Regions from separate parts of the Mus musculus genome. Here region 2 is linked to region 1. Evidence: chromatin contacts called from ENCODE Hi-C or POLR2A ChIA-PET data. All regions are on one chromosome and are shown on one strand. Each heading gives the region's core, a stretch centred on a gene start or an enhancer-like site at or near the end of the contact. The rest is flanking DNA. Distances are from core to core; before and after follow the strand shown.

The links. Hi-C counts contacts between places; a loop is a spot of excess contacts on that map. ChIA-PET counts read pairs that join two places held with the same protein, here RNA polymerase II (POLR2A).
Region 2: a map of T-helper 1 cell shows a loop between it and region 1 (4-fold over the local background). The contact joins the promoter of Mrpl19 here to the promoter of Pole4 in region 1. A Hi-C loop is called at or near these places in 2 of 37 maps with a recorded cell type or tissue (T-helper 1 cell and regulatory T cell). POLR2A ChIA-PET finds 5 or more read pairs at or near these places in 1 of 5 experiments (Patski).

Annotation. Positions count from the first base shown.
Region 1 is chr6:82,648,597-82,656,301 of GRCm38, forward strand. Pole4 (polymerase (DNA-directed), epsilon 4 (p12 subunit)) reads right to left here and starts at 4,269. Exons shown (of 4, transcript NM_025882.3): 1 at 4,028-4,269; 2 at 3,487-3,571; 3 at 2,841-2,882. The coding sequence starts at 4,243.
Region 2 is chr6:81,961,456-81,969,160 of GRCm38, forward strand. Mrpl19 (mitochondrial ribosomal protein L19) reads right to left here and starts at 4,494. Exons shown (of 5, transcript NM_026490.2): 1 at 4,252-4,494; 2 at 2,784-2,902; 3 at 2,479-2,613; 4 at 861-1,042; 5 at 1-707. The coding sequence starts at 4,472. The coding sequence ends at 486.

The DNA.
Region 1 (7,705 bases), core at 3,019-5,518:
GTTTGGGCACCTGAGCTCACCTGTGTGCCCTCCAAGAGTCTATTCAAAAAAGAAAAAGCATTTTAAAATATAGAACAAAGAGTCACTAGCAGTTGGGCAATTCCAAAAACAAAAAAGAATGAATTATCAACTTCTCACTGAGCATGTTTATAAATAGAGCAAAGCCCTGAGCCAAATGCAGATGAGGGTGCAAGAGAGGAGAAGCTATCCCCCACCCTAGAACCAGCAGAAGGCACTAGACCAGTGGTTCTAAACCTGTGGGTTGTGACCCCTTTGGTCAGCCTCTATCTCCAAAAATATTTACATTACAATTCATAACAGTAGCAAAATTACAGTTATAAAGTAGCAATGAAATAACTGTAATTCGGGTCACCACAGCATGAAGCTATATTAAAAGGTCACCACAGCATTTGGAAGGTTGGGAAGCACTGTCCTAGACACAGTTACCTACACTGACAGAAGAAGAAGTGAAAGGAAAGGAGCTAATAAAGACCCACAGGACACAGGCTTCCTTCCCATGCCTCTTACAACCCTCCCTACATGGAGAAGCCACAGATTCAAACATCTATGAAAGAGAAGAAAAACAAAAAACAAAAACAACAAAATCAAAGGACTTTCTTCAAAGAACCAAGTGGCCTATCTGGGAAAACCAGAGCAGCCTCTGGCAGTCCCACTCCTAGGAAGCATTCTGCATTTTGGCCTGTGGGGCCGCAAGCATGACATCTGTTCCTCTTCACCCTGAAGTGAAGCTGCAAGGCAAAACCCACCAGCTTCCAAAACAGCCTCATTTTATGTTCACACAGAAGGAAAAGCACTGGACTGAAGGAGCCTCGTAGTTATTTCTTAATCCTATTATAAAGCATAAGTCAGGGGAATGAACATTAGGAAAACTAAACCAGCAATACTTCTAACTAAAAAAATAGTAACTTTCTTTGGAATTTTCTGTTGCTGATTAAGGCAGTATGTCACTGGCCACACTAGGCTGGAGCCCCCCTTGTAGCACAAGCTGGCCTCAGACATAAAATCCTGCTGCCTCACTCTCCCAAGGACTGGCACTTACAGGCATGAGCCACCTTACCTAGCAACTCTGATTTTGTTGATGACAAGTCTCTGTTTAAAGCAACGAATAAAACTAAATATATTTTAAAAATAAAACTTCTCAATAATTGAAATAAATGATATTAAGGGATGGCAAAGTCACAAAGTAAGGCCAACCTCCAAAGCTATGGTGTCCCTGAAGGCACCTACCAATCTGAGAGGTCTGAGAGGGGCTGTGTGGCAGGCTGAGGGAGATAAGAATCAAACTGCAGTCTGCCTAAATGGGAAGGTCTAATAACCAATCACTAGAAATGACAATAATCAATTAAATACTATAAATTAAATACTATGGGCTGTCAAAAACAACATAGTAGTAAACTTTTACATACCTAATCACATGGTCTTACAAAATAAACAGAATCAAAAATTCAAGTGAAAATAATCTACAGTTGTGGTAGGAGAATTTAATGGACAATTCTTACTCAGCAACTGATAAAACAAGCAAGCAGAACAGAATAGAGTACTTTCTCTTCAAGAATATAAAGACCACCACCAAGGATGACCATACACTGGACTATAAAACAAGTTGGGCAACTAATTCAAGTTATTTTTAAGACAAATAGGTGGAAAAACAAAATCTACAACTCAAAGAGAATACTCAAAAATCTAGACTTGAAGCAGACATTGGAGAGAGATCTTAGAAGATATCAAAGAGAACATCTAAAGAGTGCCATGGGCAAAGGTTAACACAGAGAAGCAGAACAGAGTGAAAAAAGAAGAAAATATTTCAGCGTCAGACAAGGTGGCATATGCCTATTTATGTATGTATTGACTTATCATTATTATTACTAGCATTTTGGAGGTGAAGACAGAAAAGGAATTCAAGGTCACTCTCAGCTACACAGTGAGAGTTCAAGGCTAGTCTGAGCTATATAAGACCCTGTCTTAAGTTAGGAACTGAGGGTGGAGAGATGACTCAGTGATTAAGACCTCTTGCTAGCTGGGCGGTAGTGGCGCACGCCTTTAATCCCAGCACTCGGGAGGCAGAGGCAGGAGGATTTCTGAGTTCGAGGCCAGCCTGGTCTACAGAGTAAGTTCCAGGACAGCCAGGGCTATACAGAGAAATCCTGTCTCGAAAAAATAACAACAAAAAAGACCTCATGCTCATCAGCAGGCAGTTGTGAAGCACACCTTTAATCCCAGCACTCTGGAGGTAGAGGCAAGTAGTTCTAGGATCTCTGCGAATTCAAGGCCAGCTTGGTCTACAGAGTGAATTCCAGGAGAGCCAGGGCTACACAGAGAAACCCAAGTCTCAAATAGAGCAAAAACAAAACAAAAAAGTGCTTGCTGCTCTTCCAGAAGCCCTGTTCACAGCACCCATGTTTAGCAGCTCACACTACTCTTCTGGCTCTTATGGGGGTACCTACATACATTTGGCATATAGAAACACACATACACGTAAATAAAAAGGAATCTTAAAAAAAGTTACAAATTGTTTCTAATTCTTAACATTATAAAGGAGCAATATTAATATTTAGTTTGGAGATATAAACAGGATTCAAAATCTAAATCCAATTCTACTGGTAATTTATATACTCCCTCCTTCTTCTTTTAAGCTTGCAATTTCCCTGTAGAATTTCTAATTCCCCAAGAATGGAAAATGTTCCTTTTTTTTCTATCAAAACAGGGAGAATTGCTGCCATGTATACAAAGGAAAACCACACATCTGTTTTATAAGGTTTTATAAGGTTTGAAGCTCACATCATCAACAGAGAAATAGTCTGTGCAGGCAGTGAACTCACCTTCTAGAAAAGCGAATTCATCCACAGCTTCTATTGCATTATCTGAAACACAAGGTAAAGGGATACTTGATTGGCTCTTGCCATTCAGACATCAGACCCAACATGGAATTTTATGCAAATGACATCACTTACAAACTGTAACCCAGAGGTCCTAAGATCCATCTTTACACTCACTATTCTTTTAACTGTCTCACCTCAAAAGCCAGCGAAAATGCTGTTCAAGGCATCCTACAATCCTGTCTTATTCCAAAATTCACTTTTCTCTCTACTCTAAAGACACTAGAACAAGGCCGGGCGTGGTGGTGCACGCCTTTAATCCCAGCACTTGGGAGACTGAGGCAGGTGAATTTCTGAGTTCGAGGCCAGCCTGGTCTACAGAGTGAGTTCCAGGACAGCCAGGGCTGCAGAGAAACCCTGTCTCGAAAAACAAAAACAAAAAAAAAAGATACTAGAAAAAGAGTTTGGCAGCATAGAAGGGAATGAGAGGTACAGTCTCTAAAGGCTTACACATGTGGAAGGGTTACCAGGTAGACAAATAAACCAAAAGCCAAATTTCCCCTTGCTTCAATGATGCCTTGTGAAACAGCTATAAGAAAGCCCAGCCCATAGCTCCCCTGTCCACCCTGGGGTACCACAGCGACTCTACCCAAATCTCTCCTCTGGAGAGTTTTCCTCTTTCCTTGTTGAGCACAGCAGTAGGCATCTTTTGCGATAGTCTCCACGAACAGTTCCTGCAACAAAAAAAAAAAAAAGCAAGCAGAGATTAGTGGACTCTAGCCCACTGAGATGAGCAATCCTGTGTAGACGTGGACAAGAAGGGTAAAGGGGGAACTCTACCACACAGGAAAGTTCTAGAAGCTACCATTGTACTGAACTTATGAAAATACTTCTGCTATCCCTCTCCATAGCTCCAATCCCCCTGCTCTAATATCTCCAAATCCACCCTACTCATTCATTAGGATCCCCTTCAAGTTCTGTGTGAGCCGTGGGAGCCATGCAAACTAAATTTGCGTGGGTCCTCGTGAAGAGGAGAGTGGCTAACCAACTCAAACGGGGCCCACAGAGGCCTTCCTAGGTCTCAGTCAAGTCAGGTCGGCGTACCAGGGCCCGCCACGCCCCCTAGCGCCACGCCCCCTAGATGCCACGCCCCTTTCCCCGACCCAGGCGCCCTTGCTTCCCCGTCGCACCGCGGCACGCGCCAGGATAAAGATGGCTTCCTGTCCCGCCAGCGTTACGTCAGGGTCTGCCTTCACCAAGGCCTTTACTCTCGCCAGAGGCAGCCTCGAGAGGCGAACTCCCCCGGGTGCACTCGTCGGGGCTTGGGCCTGCGAAGCCGCTGCCTCCCCTCCGGGAGCCTCTTCCTCTCTGGGCGTCCCGCTCCCAGCAGCCGCCGCTGCCGCCATCCCCTCCCGAAACGTGTGGCGCGCGGTCGCTGACTGAGCGCGCGCACGCGATTTCGGCCCCTTTCCCGCGCCGGGTAGAGACCACGCCTCTCCGTGTGGGCGTGGCCCCACCCTCACTAGGCGTGGCGCGCCAGAACCGCCCCCTCTGACTCCGGGGTCTGATGTACTCTTCCGGGCGGCCACAGCCTGGAAGCGGCCGGGCGTGGCCTAGCTGAGCCGGAAGTCCGGATGCTTCTCTAGAGCCTCAGTAGGTGCTGAGTTTAACCTCTAGGCCAACAGGAGGGGAACCCGTGGGTGTCCCCACAACGCTGCCCCGCGCAGCGACAGACCCGGGCCAGCGCCGGGGATCATGTTTTAGGTGGAATGGGACGTTTGACGGGCAGAATTGGAAGTGCGGTTTAGTGGGAGGAAACCACTGCAAAAAAGGCGTGCAGACACGGAGAGCAAGTTTTGTCTGTGGTTGGTCAAACAAGGGTTAGCTCAGAACACTGATCTCCTTACTCAAAACAACAAAACTAAAAACTGTGTTCTCTAGGAACATTAATTGCATAGGGTTTATGTTTTAAAATACTAGTATGTAGTGTTGGCAAAACATTATCATGACAAGTAACTTTTCAAAAACAAAAATTGGCGGGGCGGTGATGGCACACGCCTTTAATCCCAGCACTTGGGAGGCAGAGGCAGGCGGATTTCTGAGTTCGAGGCCAGCCTGGTCCACAAAGTGAGTTCGAGGACAGCCAGGGCTACACAGAGAAACCCTGTCTCGAAAAAACCAAAACCAACAAAACAAAACAAAAACAAAAATTGATGAGAAAAAAATTAATGTCTCCTTTAGAAAACAATTTGATCGTCTAGCTGCTTCTCAACATTTTACTATCTGTTTTTTTGCATAGTTATGGAAAATTCCACTGCACCTTCTTGAGAGAATGAGAATGACTAAGATTAAGATAACTTTTACCAGGTGTGGTGGTGCACGCCTTTAATATAAGCACTCAAGTAGCAAAAGCACATCATGCTCTTTGAAACCAGCCTGGTGTACAGAGGGAGTTCCCAAGCCAGCGAGGACGACATAGTAAGGCCCTATCTTTAAAACAGAAAATCGCTTTGACCTCGCCGGCCTCTGCAAAGGATCTCCAAGAAGCCTCTCCCTGCCTCTTCTTACCTATGAGTTCTCATACCGAACCAGAGATCTGGCATGGAAGTGTGGCAAATATTCGCAATAGGCAAGAGAGACAACTCAGTAAAGTGTATGCTGCTCATCAAGGACCTGAGTTCGAATCACCAGAACACAGTAAAAGGCTAGTGTGATAGAACTCCTGTAACTTCTGCACTAAGAGAACAGGATTGCTTAAGTTCTTTGGCCAGCTAAGCTAGCCGAACCAAATCAGTGAGCTTGTGGACCTTGGGCCTTTATACCAACAAATGCATCCAACACACACTAAATTTTTAATATAAGGCATAATAAGAACACTGTGTACCTAGTTAATTGCTTTATATAAATATTAATGTTTAGTCATAATGCCTGTACTATTGATGCAGGTAAGTAATTTTATTTACAGCTATGAGTGAGCCACAGACTGTTCCACAGTGTACCTGTGGAATAAGGGGAAGCCAAGGGCTCATTGCATAATAACCTGAAATCATTTACTTCCAAATTTAAGCAATAAACTTTAACTGGGTCTATACACAGAGGCCCCACTGGAACAAAATGAGTTTTGGCCAGAATTAAAAGCTCCAGGGGAGGAGCGATGAGTTACATTGTACCAGAGTTTTCCTTAGGACCTTTGTCTTGAGTGCTCTCTACTGTGTACTTAAGAAAAAAAGAAAAAAAAAAACCAAGAAACTTTATTCTTATTGGTTGATTGTTCGTAGAAATTGATTACATAGATTTCCAATCTTTTCACCCCAACTTTGAAATGATTTAAATCCAATGTAACCTGTAAGGATCACTGTACTGGGCTCCTTCCACCCTCTCAATTTTGTAACACCTCCAGGTCCTCTCTGCACCTGGACCATATAGACTGGGTCTCTAGTTCTTTTGTTCTTCCCCCAAAGCTTTTATCTACTTCAGATCCCAGGTTCTCTTCATTATGGAAACTTCTCTTCCCACCTAAAGCTCCACAGATGAAGTTAAATCAGTCATACTACTGAACACCTGTCCTTTAGAGTGCTGGTCCCACAGTAGCACGGAGCCTCTCCCTGTGCATTTTACTTCTCTAGTCCTACTTTCCCCAGATTGAAAATTCCTGAAAGGAGGTGTTCTGTCTGGTTTTGTTCGTTGTCTTGAGACTATGATAAAGTACCCAACACTTGGGTATTCAGTAAGTATTTACAGAGTCAATGGATCATTAACAATAGCTCATCTGAAACTAAAATCGCCTCAGAAGGCATGTTAGAATCTGAGGGCAAAAGTCATTATCTGAAAATGTCTGCTAAGGGTCTCTAGTCCTTTCTGCACTGTTTTAGACAATCATTTTTTTTTCCTGGTATTATGAGACTGTAGCCCAGGCTAGCCTAGAACTGGTGACAGTCCTCCTGCCTCGGCTTCCCAAGTGATGGAGTTACAGGCTCCAGCCTTTGCATTCAGCTTTAAGCAATCAACTTGACATTTGCTTATGGACTTTGTTTAATAGAAAGCAAATACATTTCATAACTTTAAATCCCTGAAAATCAGTTAGAAGGTATACTGAGGCCTTTGGTCACGTTCTCCCTTTGTTCACAGCGGCCCTGCTCAGAAGGCAGCACTCAGCTTGTCCTGAGCTCTCCTCTGTAGGATCCAGCTGCCCTTGGGATGGTTTATGAGCCTCTCTGAATGGCAGTCACGAAGGACAGAAGGCTATCCTAACTCATTCCCAGCAGATTACTTTTCAGTTCAGTGGTCTGCAATATTGGATTTTTTTATTCTCAAGAAGTAATGTGAAGAAAAGGAACTGTGGCTAGTCTATAAGAAGAGAACAGAGGGGAGTGTGAGGTTCAAGCCCTCTGTCAATGAGCTCTGTCACAGTAACTTGGCAGTCATAAACTAAAGTGATGCGTGGAGCTGAGTATGATGGTGCTGAAAGATGGCCACAACCCTGAGGCTAGCCTGATCTACACACTGAATTCTAGAGCAGCCAGTGCTATATAGCAAGACCCAACCTCAAACAAAACAACAACAAACATAATATTTGGAATTGTTTTCCAAATAAGCATACATTTAAGAATCATGTATTAGTCTTTTACTACTTATAATTAGAAGCATTTTTAAATATCTTCATTAATTCATTGGGAATCCCATACAGCATATTTTAAGCACATTCACCTGAAACTCCTCCTGTTAACTCCTTCCAGCTCCATTCCCACTCCACTATGACCCAATTTTCTGTCCTCTTTTATTTTGAACTAGTTCTTAATGCTAAGTTTAATTTCCAGAGAATATGTAAGTTGTTATGAGGGTTTTTCTGTGTGTGTGTGTGTGTGTGT
Region 2 (7,705 bases), core at 3,244-5,743, 690 kb before region 1:
AGGTACCGAAAAGTGAGGAATGCTCATTTAATCACTATGTCCTTACAAAGCAAACTTAATGGCTTTCAAACCAAAGAGCTAATACATTAACCAAAGGCATTCTCAGAACAAGGGCTTAAAAGAAAGATACTTTTTTTTTTTTTTTTTTTTTTTTTTTTGGTTTGTCAAGACAGGGTTTCTCTGTATAGCCCTGGCTGTCCTGGACCTCACTTTGTAGACCAGGCTGGCCTCGAACTCAGAAATCCGCCTGCCTCTGCCTCCCGAGTGCTGGGATTAAAGGCATGCGCCACCACACCCGGCAGAAAGATACTTTTAAGTGTGTGTGTAATTGCAGTACACATACGCAAGGATGTGCAGTAGAAGCCAAAGGGCAACTTTTAGGAGTTGTTACTCGCCTTCCGCCCTGGGTTCCAGAGTCAAGTTCAGGGCATCAGGCCTGAGCCAACAGGCATGTTTACCTGTTGAGCCATTCACTAGTCCCAGGATCAAGACTTCTTCGATGCTTCTATTTCTTCCCACAATGCAGCTTCAATTTTTGAAGTGTCATATTCTCTCATCATATCAAACTCAATCCATGGCTTGTTCCACTTCTGGGCTTCCTTCATTTGCTCTTCAGTTAAAGCAAGGTCAAATCTGATTCCCTTAATGTTGAAGTTTGGACGTTCCCAGCGTTTGGACCACGGCTTTGGCTTCATTTTAACTTTCAGCTTAGCAAAACAAAAACAGGAATTGTGGGCTGGTGAGGTGCACACAAAAGTCTTCCCCCCACCCCCGCCCCCACCCCCGCCCCCTCCCCCGCCCCCAGGTCTTCTGCAGGCGCTTCTCTCTTACTTGCCCCTGAACAAATGCACAGCATCTACCTTGTTAACAGGCACTTCCTGGCAGGCCTCCTGTGGGACCGGCTTCATGTTCACGTCAAAGGTGCTGTACTCGGGAAGGGCGTCCCGTAAGTACAGCAGGTTGTCATCCAGCCGCTTCTCCAACTTCACCACCTGGATCTCCTGGATTCGAGGATTATACAGTTCAAAGCAAATCTCCACACCTAGAAAGGGAACAGGCTGCTTCAAGCCATGGACTCACCACATTAAGTCCAGACTCCCGCAATACTTTACCGTACAGTATAAAGAAGCTAGCAAGTGGGAACTGAGCAAACACATGTCATTTTTAAAAGATCAAGATTATCAAAGCAAAACAAACTAAATCCCATTTGAATTGAAAAGTGAGAAATTGAATGATGTGGTGTAAGACGTCTATAAATACATCACCCCCACCTCTTCAACATACATTACCCTGGGAAGAGAAAGCCTCGGCTGGAGAACTGTGTAGACCGGACTGGCCTGTGGGTATGTCTGTAGGGCCAATTGATATAAAGGGCCCAGTCCCTTGTGGGAGGTACCATCCCTGGGCAGGTGGTCCTAGGCTGGATGACGAGGTGGCTGACAGAGCCCACGAGTGAACCAGCAAGCAGCACTCTGCCATGTTTCTGTCTCTCTTGAAACTGACCTGAAGATGTGTAAGCTGAAATAAACTCGAACTGCACTGGCTACAGAAAGGCAATGAGTGTCAGGTGATTTCCCTTTTTAGAGCAATAAACGGACATGCAGACTCTCACCCTCCGAGTTGCTTTTGGACATAGTGTTTCATCATAACAACAAAGATTGCACTAGTATGCCAGGGAGAGGCCCTCCTGGCACAAACAGTAACGTGGTAAGCAAGCTGCCGTTATGAATGTGACCCTCCAAGATTCACCTTCAAGACCTGCTCTCATGGTAGCTCACTGGTCAGAACCCCAAAGTGCACCCAGAAGAATAAACACTCTTACTTGCCGTTTCAATTCTCCTTTCTAGAACTTTACCATTTGTTCTGCTGTGTCAGTCATGGCATGTGTGACTGCTTCTGACACCATAACCTGTCATAACAGGTTATAACATGTCACAACATAAAGTAGAGACCTTCATTTTAGGAGTCCCAGTGGACTTCGGGGTATTTGCTCAGAAAGGGGTGATCCTGCTAAATGTGACAGCTCACATCTCTAATCCTCTAATCCCTGTCCTCAGGAGGCCGAGATTTGAGGATATTTCAAGTTTGAAGTCAGTCAGCTCTATATAGCAAGTTCCTGGCCACCCATGGCCTATATGGACCATCCCGTTTTAAAAACACTACTAGCAAAAACAAAAGGAATCTCTCTTCACTGCTTTATACACTGTCTCCATACTTGAAAATAACCATGTTTGTTTAGGCAAGGTCTCACTATGTAGTTTCTGCCTCAGGACATCCCTATGCTAGGATAGCAGACATGTCACCATGCCCAGGCCAGTCTAGTCCTAATGGGTGTTGCCCTATAATAAAAGAAGCCCTCAAAAGAAACTAAACAATGCACGTTAAACAGTGAATACTAATCTGTATCCAAGGCAAAGCACACATTATCTCTTGGGGAAATCCCAGTTTCACTCTCTGGATGCTCAAGAAGAAACATACCTTGTCCTTCAATCGTGTTCCTGAGGGTGAAAGTAGCCCCGAGCCCATTCCCTGATCGCTTGATGCAAATCCCCAGGAACTGGCTGGTTTTTCCACTGGCATAGGGGTCGGCTGTGGTGACTCGAAGTATGCTTCCTACAGAGTCAGAAGAGAAGCAAGCTCTGACACAGATGCAGGAATGAACAAATAAGGTTTATATCTTAGTATGTCAGAAATAAATAACAGCAAAACCCAGACATCTGAACAATAATCTGAAGGCAATGAAAACTAGCGCCCAACACCTGCTGCCAGACACCGTTACTCACCAACATAGAACTCTGGAATCGGAAGCACCTTTCTCCTGTCTAGCATATCTTTTCTTTCTATCTTAAATTTCAGAGGGTTTGTTCTCCCCCTGGGAGGGATGAATTCAGGACTCAGGAACCTATAAAAAAATTAAAAATGAAAGGTGATTTAGGCCAGCATAAGAAAAACAATGGGTATAATGTAGATGTATTTTATTCTTTCAATATGGATTGCAATGTTATTTCTAAAACCATGGTTTCCAAAACCATTGTTAATGCTCACTCCTGAGAACGCACCAGGCATTGTGTTTAAATGGTTATCATACATCAAGTAGCCCTCAAGGTCTGGACCTTATTGTCCAAGAAGGCATTTGTGCTAAGGGTTTGTTTAGCTGTCATCCTGGGCAGCTACTGGGGCTTAGAAAGCCTTAAAGAGTTTCAGTCCGGTACAGGAAACATGTCACTGGGCATCTAACCTTGAAGGCAAGGCACAGACCCCGGCCCCTTTCTGTTTCTCCCTTTGCTTTTACCTAGCTAATGCTTCCTGCCACGCTATACTGTGTCACTGCAGGGCCCAAGTGACAGGGCCAGGACCAAGCAAAATTAACTACAACTGTCCAAACCCTGAGCCAAACGAATTTGTTCCCTTTAGGCTGGCTGTCTCTGGTGTTTGTCACCACACAGGCAAGCTGACCCATAGTAGCATAAATTAATCCTGAGACCAGTTAGATGTTTTATTGTCATCTTACTTAAAAAAAAAAAAAACAAAGCACAACTGGAGCGTAAAGGTGATGAACCGCTGACATAATTACTATTTGTTACAATTTTGTCACAGTTAATACGCTGCATTTCTCTCAGTCTGCAAATGAGCACAAGTCTCCCACTGAGCTATAAATATGGAGAAAATATATACAAATCACCAGCTGCAAACTGACTTTAAAAGAAATCTTCCACCGAGCATAGGGATTCCCACCTTTGATCCTAACATTTAGGAGGCAAAAGCAGGCAGATCTTTTTTGAGTTCAAGGCCAGCCTGATACACACCCACAAATTATTGTGTATTGTGGTTGGAGCGCCCAGCATAACATTCATGTGGGGATTTGAAGGCAAACTTTGGAGTACGGTCTCTCTTTTCTCTATGGGTTCTAGGCATGGATTTGGGTGTACAGGTTGCAACTTTCACAACCGAACCACCCTGCGGGTCCATACTGTTAAGCTTCTGAAGATGCATTTATGTAGGTAAGACGAAAAAGAGTGTGCTGGATCCACGTGCCTGAGCCGATCTGACCTCCCCAAACCCTTCCTCCTGGATAGAATCTGTTGGCCAAGGCTCACCGTGGTGGATTTTAGGACAAACTGAGGGAAGGGAGTCCAAGCCTGCGTCTTTCGTGATCTAGAGAGGGGCAGACCCGGAACCCGATTTCGTGCAGCCCAGCTATAAAGCGGGTATCAAAGTGTGCGCACTCCCACGCGGCCTCGGCCGCCTCACCTTCTCTCGTCTTCCGGGACTCGGCGCCGGTCCACGATGACAGGTTTCGGCGGTGGCTTGAACCCACCGGGCTCTGAAGGCCCGGTGCTCTGAAATCGGCTTGGGCCCGTGCAGACACGGCAGGCATCAGATGCGAAGGCAGCAAGCCGTGGCCTGGCCATTCGGACGCTCCGGGCCAGGTACAGGGACGCCCTACAACTTTCTGCCATGGAGGCCGCCATGTCTACACCCTCAATGAAGGACTACAACTCCCAGAAGTCAGTGCGATGGGGTGTGGCCGGACGGTGGCTCCTATGGGACTAAACTTGCTTCCCGGTGTACCGCCGCTTGTTTGAGGGAGTTATACCTGTAAATGTATATAATTTTCCTCTTCTCCATAATTTGCAAAGTTACACTTCTCTACAGGGTTAGCAAGTTTGTACATTTCACTAAGTACTGTGATCTCATTTGCATTTAGTGAGTGACTATGAAGTGCGTGGAGTGTGTGTGTGTGTGTGTGTGTGTGTGTGTGTGTGTGTGTGAGTGTGATTGCAGGTGCCCATGAAGGACATATGATCCCCTGGAGCTGGAGTTACAGGCAGTGGCAAGGGACCCTATGTGGATGCTGGAAATTGAACATGGGTCCTCTGAAAAATTACGTGTTCCTAACTGCAGAGCCACCCTCTCCAGCCTCCTCAGTTCCACCTTTTATTTGCTTGTGCCTACATGAAAAACACAACTGTCACCTAAAGGGCAAAAGAGATAGTTTATTCTAGAGTCAAGTATTAATGAGGGGCTCAGAACACAAGATTTAGGTCACCACAAATCCATGTTCCAATTACATGTAACAATTCCATGGCATTCCATAGTATCAGAGCAAGAAAGCCATTCCTTAAACACATTGGCAGGTACACCCATTTAGGAATGCTATATCAAAATGGAGATGTCTCTGCTGTATGCCTCAGTTGCGCTGATGGCCTTCTTAGCCTTCAGGTTGATGGAAGTGAGGCGGTTGCTGAATGTAGTCCCTTAATAATAACAAGGCCGTTGGTTCACAAGTAAGTTGGGAATAAATTACCATTTGAGGGACTAATGGGCCAAGATAGTTGGGCTCTGGATCTGCAGCACCACAATGCTTCAAGTCACTCACGTTTTAATTAGTTAATCAGTCTTGTAGAACGTTGCTTCTTTTAGGAAATTTTCGTTTGCCTCTTGTTTGATTATTGGTATTTAGTTCGTTGTTATGAATTCCGTGGGGAGCAATGAGTATCTTCTTTTGCTTAACTTCTGTCTTACTAACCAGCACTACCTGGCTCTCACAGGCTCCAAACAGAATAATAAATGCTAGCTGTTTTGTCAAAAGTTAGAGTCATCAGAGAGGAGAGTACCCCCAACTGAGAAAATGTCTCCATAAGATAGGTCTGTAGGTGGCCTGTAGGACATTTTTTTAAGTTAGTGATTGATGGGGGAGGGTCCAGCCCATTGTGGGTGGTGCCATCCCTGGACTGGTGTTTCTAGATTCTATAAGAAAGCAGGCTGAGCAAGCTATGAGGAGCAAGCCAGTAAGCAGCATTCCTTCATAGCCTCTGCATCAGCTCCTGCCTCCATGTTCCTTCCTTGTTTGAGTTTCTGTTCTGACTTCCATCAGTGAGATCCAGTGTTATGGAAGTGTAAATCAAATGCAACCTTTCTTCCTCAACTTGCTTTGGTCATGATATTTCATTTCATCAACAAAACCTTAACTAGGACAAAGCATAAAGAGAAAAGCCATCACTCTTAACAAATAGCCCCCACGGAGTCCTTGAGCTCACTGAGAACATTCCCTTTTCCAGAACTAAAACTGAGTTTGCCTCGGGCAGTTGGGAGGCATACAAGCTAAAAGGGGTCCATTTCAAACCTTCTTGAGTTGAGAGGGGCTTGGGAGACAGCTCCGTGTAAGAACACTTACAGCTCTTGTAGCAGTTCCCAGCACCCACACCAGGCGGCTCCCAGCTGTTTGTAGTTCCAGGTCCAGGGAAACTAATGTACACTGGGTGTCCTTGGGTAACAGGACATATGTCCTGCACATAGACTCCTGCAAGCACACACACACACACACACACACACACACACACAGAGAGAGAGAGACAGAGACAGAGACAGAGACAGAGACAGAGAGACAGAGAGAGAAATTGTTTGAAAAAAATTAAAGAATTTGAGATTTGAGGGCAGCTATTGCTGGAGGTGAGGCTTAGTGGTACAGCACATGTCTGACATGTACAAAGATTGTGGATTCGAGTACATCATCACCAATACCAAAAAGAAAAGGAAGGAAGGAAAGAAGGGAGGGAGGGAGGGCAGGCAGGCTGGCTGGCTGGCTAGCTGGCTCATACTCTCAGAGATGGCAAGTTGCTAGAACTATTTAATACATGTACGGTGTGATCATCAGTCTGGATTAACGCACCACTGCTACCTCGGAGTCAGCATGAACATACAGAACTCATCCATCTTAGGCACCTCCAGCTTCTCCAGCGTGGGCTGTTCCAGGGACCTCCGTGGTCATCCCCATAGCTCCAGCCCAACTCTCAGTGCCAGGACTGTTTCCTCCCGGCCTCTGGGCAAAGTGTTCTTAAAGCTAACCTAGAGCTGTCCAACAGCACACGAATCCTCGTGCTTCATCCTCTTCCTCTTTGACCCTGCTCCAGGCCTCCCTCCTCTTCTCTAGATCACTGCAGTTTACGACACCGGCCTGACATTGGTCATGCTGTATTTAGTTACCTCCAGCTCTCCTCACTGCAAACAGCAGCAGAAGAGAGAATTCAAAACTACTTACCTCAGGAACCAGCGAGACCGCTAAATGATTAAGAACACTGACTGTTCTTGCAGAGGACATAGGTTCAGCTCCCAGAACTGAATGTGGTGGCCTAACAGAGGGTCTGACATCCTCTTCTGGCTCCTTCCAACACATACACATAAATACATTTTAAAAGACCTTTATTTCATCGTTTCTTCCCATATTTCTGCCAACCAAATGCTGCCAGGCCACTTTACCCTCATTTTTGTATTAAAAGTTAGTTGTCGTTTTAATTATTGCACTAAACAACTTCATGGAGGAAAAAAATCAAAGAACACTTCTCACCCTGCCCACTACCCTAAACCTCTGCAGCCCAGCAACTGGGATTCCATTCACGGAGCCGCTGGACCCTGCCTTAGCCATTGCTTCTCTCCCGGCTCCCGGCTGGCTCCGCTCCTGGGTCTCTTTTGGTCCACTCATCCACATCTCTTTCCTCTTGAACCCCGACCCCTCCTCTCAGGGCCTGGTTCAGTCTGCTGACCTTGTTCAGCCTGGACTCTTCCAGATGCCTCTGACTGTGCTCTTCCTTGCATCTACAGTAAACCTCAGCCACACCTAGGAGCGTCACGTCCTCGTTTTCCATTCGGTTCTCATATCTGTTAGTGTGGCCCCAGGAGTTCTGTCTGCTTGTGAGATTACATC